Regions from separate parts of the Homo sapiens genome. Here region 1 is linked to region 2. A link is an interaction called in ENCODE POLR2A ChIA-PET data of the cell type or tissue named here. Cell type or tissue: PC-9. All regions are shown on one strand. Each heading gives the region's core, and the rest is flanking DNA. Links, peaks and the distances in the headings are about the cores only.

Region 1 (4,391 bases), core at 271-4,270, 590 kb after region 2:
CTTTTGTGCCTGGAGTTTTGACTTCGTGTTATTGATAGTGACAGGAGGCAGCCAAATGCCTAGGCAGATAGGGGTGGGTCTCCAGTGACACCTGACCTTCCAGCCACAGACAGTCCTGGGTAAATCCTCAGACCGGATTGAAAACCCACCTTCCATTTGGCATGCTTTCCTCTGATTGATCCTAATCCTTCACCTATTTTACCTACCCTTTCCTAATTGGTTTTCTACAATGTCATGCCCACCTTTGAGTGGTGTCTTTGCTTTAACCTTTTTTGCATACTCAAAAACCAGTCAGCATGCATTCCCTGTTATGATCCCATAAAAAGCCCTGGGCTCAGCCATACTGGGTACTTTTCCACCTTCGGGTAGGAGAACCATCCCTCATGTCACCTCTTTTTGCTGAGAGCTTTCCTTTCACTTAATAAATTCTACCCCACTCACTCTCTGGTGTCTGCATGCTTAATTCTTCCTGGTCATGAGACAAGACCCTGGACCTAGCTGAGCTAAGGAGCAGAAAGATAGCATCATTATAATGGTGTGATTCACCCATGGTGTTGCACGTATCAGTGGTTTGTTCCTTTTTTACTGCTGTGTAGTTCTCCATTGTAGAAATGTGTCACGAAACATTGATCCGGTCTCCTATTGATGGGCATTTGGGTTGTTTCCAGTTTGCCAGTTTGGGCCATTATGAACAAGTCTGCTATGAACATGTGTGTCAGGCCTTTTGGTGGCACTCACATCTTGGGTGTATACCCAGGAGTGGAATTGCTGGGTCATAGCTGAGGTGTATATTTAACAAAGCCTGTACTTAGTACTTTTGTTATAAGAGAAACTTGGAAAAATCAACGAGAGATTTTTTATAACTTTAAAAGGAGTACATACAAAAAGTTGTTTGGGAGGTGAGCCCAGAGTTCTCTGGGGCCCCAGTGGCAGCTTCTGGAGTGTGTGGCTTGGATTCCTGAGGGGAAGGTCAAGTTGGGCATGGAGCAGGGAGGGAATGGGCTATACCTGGGCCCTTTCAGGCCCCTCCCAGGGAAGGGAGGGTAAGGTCTGCCAGGATGCTATCATAAGGGGCAGATCTGATAGGTGCTCCTATAAAGAGTCTGACTGGGGACCTCACTCTCACCACCTGTGCAATGGGCTAGTGCATGGTGGACTCAGTGGCTTCTGAGCCTCTGATGTCTTTGGGCATCTGCTTGGGAGCCTCCTCTTTCAGCCCCTACATTACGGTCTGTGGCAATACCGACTCTGGAAGGTTTTAAGGATGGGGGGATGGTCCCTGAGCCCCAAAGCTTCTGCCAGGGTGAACCCTGTGGATCAGGGCCCCAGAGGCCTCCTCCCACCCCCAGCCTTGCCCCAGCTGTGCCTCAGGCTCTCTGGGAGCTGGGGGGAGACAAGGGGAGCCAGGCTCAGTTTTTTTCATGAAGCCGGAGCAGCTGCTGCCCAGAGTTTGGGAAGCTGTTGTTCTGCCAGTGGGGTTCCCCAAGGGAAATACCAGTGCCAGGGTCCTGAGCACAGCCGGGTGATCCAATCACCCCCAATGAGCTCAGGGCTTGCCCCCATGCCTAGCAGCTGAGCAGAAGCACTTAGCAGCCCAATCAAATACTTCTCAGTCTGGTGAAAACACTCAGCAGTGTGTTTAAATGACTCAGCCACCCAGCGGCAGTGCTCAGAGGGCCAGTGAAGTTACTCACTGAAACTAGAGTAATGCTTATCAGTCTACAGTAGCATTCATTCATCTGGGGGAAAAACAAACCCCAAAAACTAAACCAATAACCACAGAATGGTTCTGAGTCCTTATCTTGGCCCTGGCCCTTCTTTGCTGTGGTTTCCTTGTAGGGATGTCCACCCTCTTTGTGGTTTGTTGGGATAAGTCAATGCGCTAATGTCTAGAAAGGGCTTCTCGTAGTGGTTGGCATGCAGTGGGCTTTCAGCAATATTTACCGAGGGCCTGCTGTAAGCCAGATCCTATTGTTGCAATTACTCTGGCCCTTGGGGAGGCAGTCCTGGGAGGCGGAGCTTTGGGCAGGGACAGTTTCTATGAACAAAATGCATGAGCTTTAGTCATGGCTTGAAACATTATGTGAGCCTTCAGAATTCTTTTATTTATTTAATTAATTTATTTTTTTGAGACGGAGTCTCGCTCTGTCACCCAGGCTGGAGTGCAATGGCGTGATCTTGGCTCACTGTAACCTCCGCCTCACAGGTTCGAGTAATTCTCCCTGCCTCAGCCTCCCAAGTAGCTGGGATTACAGGCAACTGCCACCACGCCTAGCTAATTTTTGTATTTTTAGTAGAGACGGGGTTTTGCCGTGTTGGCCAGGCTGGTCTCGAACTCCCGACCTCAGGTGATCCGCCTGCCTCGGCCTCCCAAGGTGCAGGGATTACAGGCGTGAGCCACTGTGCCCAGCTCAGAATCCTTCTACAGTGTTCTCTCTGGTCCTCCATTGGCTGTGGTTTAGAAAGCCCAGATTCATTCCTCCTGCCTTCCCATTCTCCCTTCTCAACCTCACCCACCGTCAAGTTCTCTTCTGGATACTGGGCTTCAGAGATATTGGATTTGGGCCCTGTGAAAACAGGTGATTAGAACACACTAGAAGGTGTAGTGAATCTACTGACAATATAAATACAGTTAAGTTTCTGTCTGCCCATTTGTCTGGTTCCACATCATGAGCAAATAGCTGGAGGAATTACTTGAAGGGTATGTTTGGTTTGATCTGACTTGGTGGCTCAGGATATAGGGGGAGTGGGCCAAATAGATGGGCAGGGGTCTTCCAGGGTTTCTCAAATCGATGGCTGATGACAGGCTATTTATTTGTTGATTGTGAGGCCGTGTATATTAAAATGGCATAGACAAAGAAAACAAATGGGTTTTAAACGTGAGCTCCAAATGGGCAGACAATATGGGTGTTAATTCATGATCAAGCTGCTGATTACTGGCAACTCCAGATAGCTTCTTAATGATGAGTAGAAGTAGGCATTGATTTCTTTTACTATGGATAATGATCTCCCCAGCTATGCAGGAGAAGCCAGTTAGTAGCAATTACAGGAACAAGCATCAATTAAACTTTCTTTGTGTGATGCACCATGCTAGGCACTAGAATGCATTTTGTCTCCCTGACTCCTCACAATAGCCTGGGGGTGGGAATGCTTATTAATTCAGAGAGGTTAAGTAACTTATCCACCTAGTAAGTGGTAGATCCAGGATTCAAACCCAGGTTTACCTGTCAGATGGCAACGTCCATGCTCTAAATCCCTTGTCTACACTGCATTCTGCCTTGGGACGCTGCAAACTCATCAAATTCAAAACTCCCTCTCCTTCTGTCTGGAACTATAAAGTGAAGAAATTAGGGTTGCTGGATATGAAATCAACCTAGAAAATCCACAGTGTGCTACAAGCAATGACCAATTAGAAAATGTAGCTGGGGGCGGTGGCTCACAGCTGTAATCCCAGCACTTTGGGAGGCAGAGGCGGGTGGATCACGAGGTCAGGAGATCGAGACCATCCTGGCTAACATGGTGAAACCTCGTCTCTACTAAAATACAAAAAAAAAAAAAAAAAAAGGAGCCAGGCATGGTGGCCGGCGCCTGTAGTCCCAGCTACTCGGGAGGCTGAGGTAAGAGAATGGCGTGAGCCTGGGAGGCGGAGGTTGCAGTGAGCCGAGATCAAGCCACTGCACTCCAGCCTGGGCGACTGAGCAAGACTCCGTCTCAAAAAAAGAAAAGAAAATGTAAATGTAACAGAAAGAAAGATGATATGAAAAGTGTAAGGGCCCAGTAATCAACTAACAAAATGTGTGTAACAACTCTATGGATAAAATACAAAGTATTATTGAAGAACACACACACTCAAGAATAAATGAAGGTATGTATCATATTCATGGAAAACAAGACTCAATATCATCAAATGTACTTTAATTTTTCCCGATTGATTCATAAAATCAGTGCAATTAACTAAAATTCCAATAAGATTTGTCATCAAACTTGTTAAGCTGATTCTAAAATTAACACAGAAGGATAAAAGGGCAAGAATAGTGAAGGCCAATCTGAGATAGAATGAGGTAGGGGTCTTGCCCAAACCAATATCCTTAGTTATTTATTTATTTATTTATTGAGACAGATTTTCACTCTTGTTGCCCAGGCTGGAGTGTAATGGCACGATCCCGGCTCACTGCAACCTCCGCCTCCTGGGTTCAAGCGATTCTCATGCCTCGGCCTCCCAGGTAGCTGGGATTACAGGCACCTGCCACCAAGACCAGCTAATTTTTTGTATTTTTAGTAGAGAGGGGGGTTTCATCATGTTGGCCAGGCTGGTTGCGAACTCCTGACCTCAGGTGATCTACCCGCCTCAGCCTCCCAAAGTGCTGGGGATTACAGGCATGAACCACCAC
Region 2 (4,391 bases), core at 181-4,180:
TAGGGAGACATGCCCTCCAATGTGAAGATTTCTAAACTTTTCACTTTTTTCACTTTTAGCAGCGGAACCCTTTATTCAGATAGGATTTTATGCAGAAGCAGCCCTGCTAGGCCAGGCGCGGTGGCTCATGCCTGTAATCCCAGCATTTTGGGAGGCCAAGGCAGGTGGATCACCTGAGGTTGGGAGTATAAGACCAGGCTGACCAACCTGCAGAAACCCCGTCTCTACTGAAAATACAAAATTAGCCGGGTGTGGTGGTGCATGTCTGTAATCCCAGTTACTTAGGAAAGCTGAGGCAGGAGAATCGCTTGAACCTGGAGGCAGAGGTTGCGGTGAGCCAAGATCATGCCACTGCACTCCAGCCTAGGCAATAAGAGCAAAACTCCGTCTCAAAACAAACAAACAAACAAACAAAAAAACAAAACAAAAAAACAAAAACCCAAAAATGAGCTGAGCCAAGTGTGTTGGCAGGTGCCTGTAAGCCCAGCTACTTGGGAGGCTGAGGAGAGAATTGCTTGAACCTGGGAGGCAGAGGTTGCAGTGAACTGAGATGGCGCCATTGCACTCCAGCCTGGGCAACAGAGTGAGACTCCATCTCAGAAAAAAATAAGATTTTATACAGAAGGAACCCTGTTACCTGAGTTCCATAATGCAGAGATCAGCTGCTCTGGAGGACCTGGGGGTAGAGCAGGGGTGCTGGCTGGGTTCTCCAGGCTTGGCCACCTCCTCATCCCCCAACATCCCAGGCATCTTTGCAGTCCCTAGGCCACTGGCTGTGGGACATACTTTGAAAACCATTTACACAGTGACCTTAAACAATAGCAAACTGAAATTTTAAAATAATTAAAGAACGGGGATGATCAAAAATAAAATATACTATCCAATCGATTTTATGCTTATGCTGTTTGATAAGCAAGTTTGCTTTTACCAAACCATGTTTTATGAGTCAAGAAGACGATACCCTGAGTTAAAAAAAAAAAAATCCTATCCGTATAGAGCTAACACCTCACTTTTTCTTTGAACATGTTTGGAGTGCTTATCTACACAGACAAGTCTTTAATTTCAGCGGTGTATTCTCAATTCTGAAAGATCAGACTTTCAGATCTTGAGCTGAATTAAGGGTAACACCCCACCCCCCAGCCCTGGTAGCAAACACAGAGATGTTTGAAGCTCCACTTTTATACTATTTTAATGAGTTGCATGAGTGTTAAATTTACTGTCGAGCTTCCGTAAGTTCTAAGAGTTCTTCCTGCTTAAATCTAGCCAATATTAACTCAGAAGCTGGGCAGACTTATTGCACAAGGGCTGTGAGGATGACCCAAAAATATTAGGGTAAGGAGAATATTTATTTTTATACAGTTACACCCTACCTAATTTTACAAAGGATCTGAGGCAGCTTATATGAGCATCTAAAACAACAAAGAAAAACATCAGGGCTGCCAAATACATAGATATATAAAAAGTATTTGTTTGGGAAAAAAGTAGCTGGGTATGTATGTCCTATGTGGCATCTAAGTTAAGTTACAAAATTAGCTCTGAGCTTCCTGGCTGCTGGAGCAAGAAGGAAAACAATGCAAACTTTATTTTGTGTACGAGAAAAAAACCCCACACTAGTTCCTTGGGAAAAATAGCTTTATGTGCCATTTATTACTTTGGCATGGGTTTACATCTTCCTTGCTCAACAGCTGAGAAACCAGCTAGTGATAACTAACACAAGCTCAGCTAGAATTCCATTCCTGTGGCTTGGAAGTTTTGTTCTCACTCTTGGGACCAGAGCAGGGCAATTAATTCTCTCTCCAGGTGATCTCATCCATGCACACAGCATCACTCATCCACTGATGACTCCTGACAAATCCTGGCAGCTCAGACACCTTTCCGAAGCTCTATACCCATCCATCTCAACCTCCACCTGATGGCCTGCTGGCGTCTCAAACTCAAAATAGCCTGAAACTTCCAATTACTATCCCATCAAGACTGCGCCCCAAATCTATTTTTTTCTTAACTGTCATTATCCACAGTTACCCACAGTGGACCTATCAGACTTTCTAACTCCTTCCTATTTTACCTGTGAATTGTCTCACGCTCACCCCCGGCTCTCCATCTACGCCTACCTTGGCGTAGGCCTGGACAGGCTTAAACCACGGTGGAGGTTTAACTCCACACTCCTCTCCTGTTTCGTCCCTCTTCTACTCCAGCTCTTCTGGCTAGAGTGCTTTCTAAAATGCAAATTAGACCACATCACTATCCTACTCAGGAACTCTGCATAGATGTTACCTTTGTGCGATTATTTGACTAATGTCTCTTTTTCCCACTAGACTATATGCTTCACGCAGGCCGGAATGGTGTCTGTTTTGTTCAACATTGTGCACCTGGCAACATATGTGGCACACACAAGGGCCCAATAGGGGTGAGGAAAGGGAGAGCTCCTTAACCAGCAAACGCACCCTCCCAAAGCTGACCCTGGCTTCCTTTCCTAGAGTCCTTCTGTGTCACTTTGCCTCTGCTCTTCCACATACCTCATGCTCCAAACGCATCCCATGATCACACACCACATCCTTCCTTCCTCACCTTCTTCATTGCTTTTGCCAGTTCTATTCCTTCTGCCTGGACTGTCCTCCTGACACATGCAGGCCTCTGAGTGGCAGTCACTCATCCCAGTGCCGTGTGCACTCCTGGGTGCTGGGATAGTCTTCACTGGTATCCCCTCTCACCAGGAGCTCAAGGGGCCAGAGGCTGAACTCATCTCTGTACGCCCCAGGAAGAGCCCAGCCCCTAATCAGAAGCTCAGGGATGCTGGTTAAAGAACCACGAAATGAGTTGAACCCTGCTTCCAGCCACAGGAGCCTTGTGTGGTCTCAGTGTGTCTCTGACACTGTTTGGCCTGATGGTAAAGAGGTCTCAGAGCTCGATGCCAGGCAAGTGGCACCCATGCACAGGGAGTTGAGCTGCTCCAAGGAAATGCTCACTGAAGTGGCTGGCAGTCACTCCTGGAGCTTTGGCTCAGGGTTGCCAGGAAGAAGTCTGCTGAGGGCCCGATACATTCAAGAGAGTTTGCAACCAGATTCGTAGATGAGGTAGTCTGAGGCAGAATTTAGCTGCAGGAGAGCAGAAAGAATCTCGCCTTTGGGGAGACATAAACATTTTGGGCCTGTTGTGTGCTCACGGGAGGTGATATCCCCCGGACAAGATGTCTGCGCCCTAAAAATGCAACAGGACATGGGCATGGAAGGGAAAGAGTCAGGGGAAATGTGACAAGGGGCTTTTTCTGAAAAGAGCTTAAAGAACAGCATCAGATGTGTGAATTAGACATGGGAAGAAAGTCTATCACATGGTGTAGTGTTACCAGGGTGGGGTGGGGTGGGGGGTAAAGTGTCCACAGGAGTCCAAAGAGGAAACGGCAAATTCTCCAGGGCGGCAGGTCAGAAAACATGATAAGTGGACACTTCGGCTGCGCCTGGAAGGGTGAATAGGACTTAGGTGAGCAAATCCTGTCTGTTCAGGGCCCAACTCTTCTATCTTAATCCTGCTGCAAGGCAGTGACGTTGTCACCCAGAACCATGCATAAAGGTCTGAATGGCACCAGGCACAGAGGGCTCTTTTCCCTGGAGCAACTCACCTTGTAAGACAAAGGCAATAATCATAGTTTAACTCTCTGTGAGGCACAGTGCTACGCACTTCACAACTCTTTTTAACATTCTGGAAACTTTCATGAAGTCGAAATTACACTCAAATTTTACAGAGGAATAACTGAGGTAAAGACATCTGCCCAGGTGACAGGATTCAGACATTGCAGAGTCAGGGTTAACAGCTGGTGGCTTCCCAAACCCAGGTGTGCAGCATGCATGTGGTCTACTGCAGGCCTGGCTTCTCCCTGCAGCCTCAGTCCTAAATGCTTGCCCTGAGACCTCCCTGGACAGGAGAGTTCTCTTTAAAATTGGAACCCTGGCCAGGCACGGTGGCTCACGTCTGTAATCTCAGCAATTTGGGAGGCTGAGGTGGGCGGATCACCTGTGGTCAGGAGTTCGAGACCAGCTTGATCAACATGGTGAAACCCTGTCTCTACTAAAAATACAAAAATTAGCTGGGCGTGTTGGCGCACGCCTGTAACCCCAGCTACTTGGGAGGCTGAGGCAGGAGAATCACTTGAACCCGGGAGGCGGAGGTTGCAGTCAGCCAAGATCACACCATTGCACTCCAGCCTGGGCAACAAGAGTGAAACTCCATCTCAAAAAATAAAAACAACAAAAAAAATAAAATTGGAACCCTTTAGGTTCTCCTGCACACAAAGCACCAGCCCTTCAGTGACAAACAGCTCCTGGGAGTAAACAAACCGCTGTCAAGGCTCTTTCTGCCACAGGCCCAAGGTGAGGTGCCAAGCCACTCCCACCAGC

The links. ChIA-PET counts read pairs that join two places held together with the same protein. Peaks named below come from ENCODE experiments on the same cell type or tissue, not always from the same donor. Only the 100,000 strongest peaks of a DNase experiment are listed, where the experiment ranks them.
Region 1: POLR2A ChIA-PET joins it to region 2 with 8 read pairs; 3 of 35 experiments call an interaction of 5 or more read pairs at or near these places.

What each region holds. Positions count from the first base shown.
Region 1 is chr9:124,053,161-124,057,551 of GRCh38, forward strand. All of the region lies in intron 1 of LOC107987037 (a long non-coding RNA gene), which reads left to right. Among named protein-coding and RNA genes, the nearest start is that of LHX2, 44 kb to the left of the region's middle. In PC-9, for the core only: no CTCF peak of the experiment used is centred there; a DNase peak (open chromatin) is centred at 1,821; H3K27ac peaks cover 564 bases; H3K27me3 peaks cover 552 bases.
Region 2 is chr9:123,458,571-123,462,961 of GRCh38, forward strand. All of the region lies in intron 13 of DENND1A (DENN domain containing 1A), which reads right to left. Among named protein-coding and RNA genes, the nearest start is that of MIR7150, 25 kb to the right of the region's middle. In PC-9, for the core only: no CTCF peak of the experiment used is centred there; no DNase peak of the experiment used is centred there.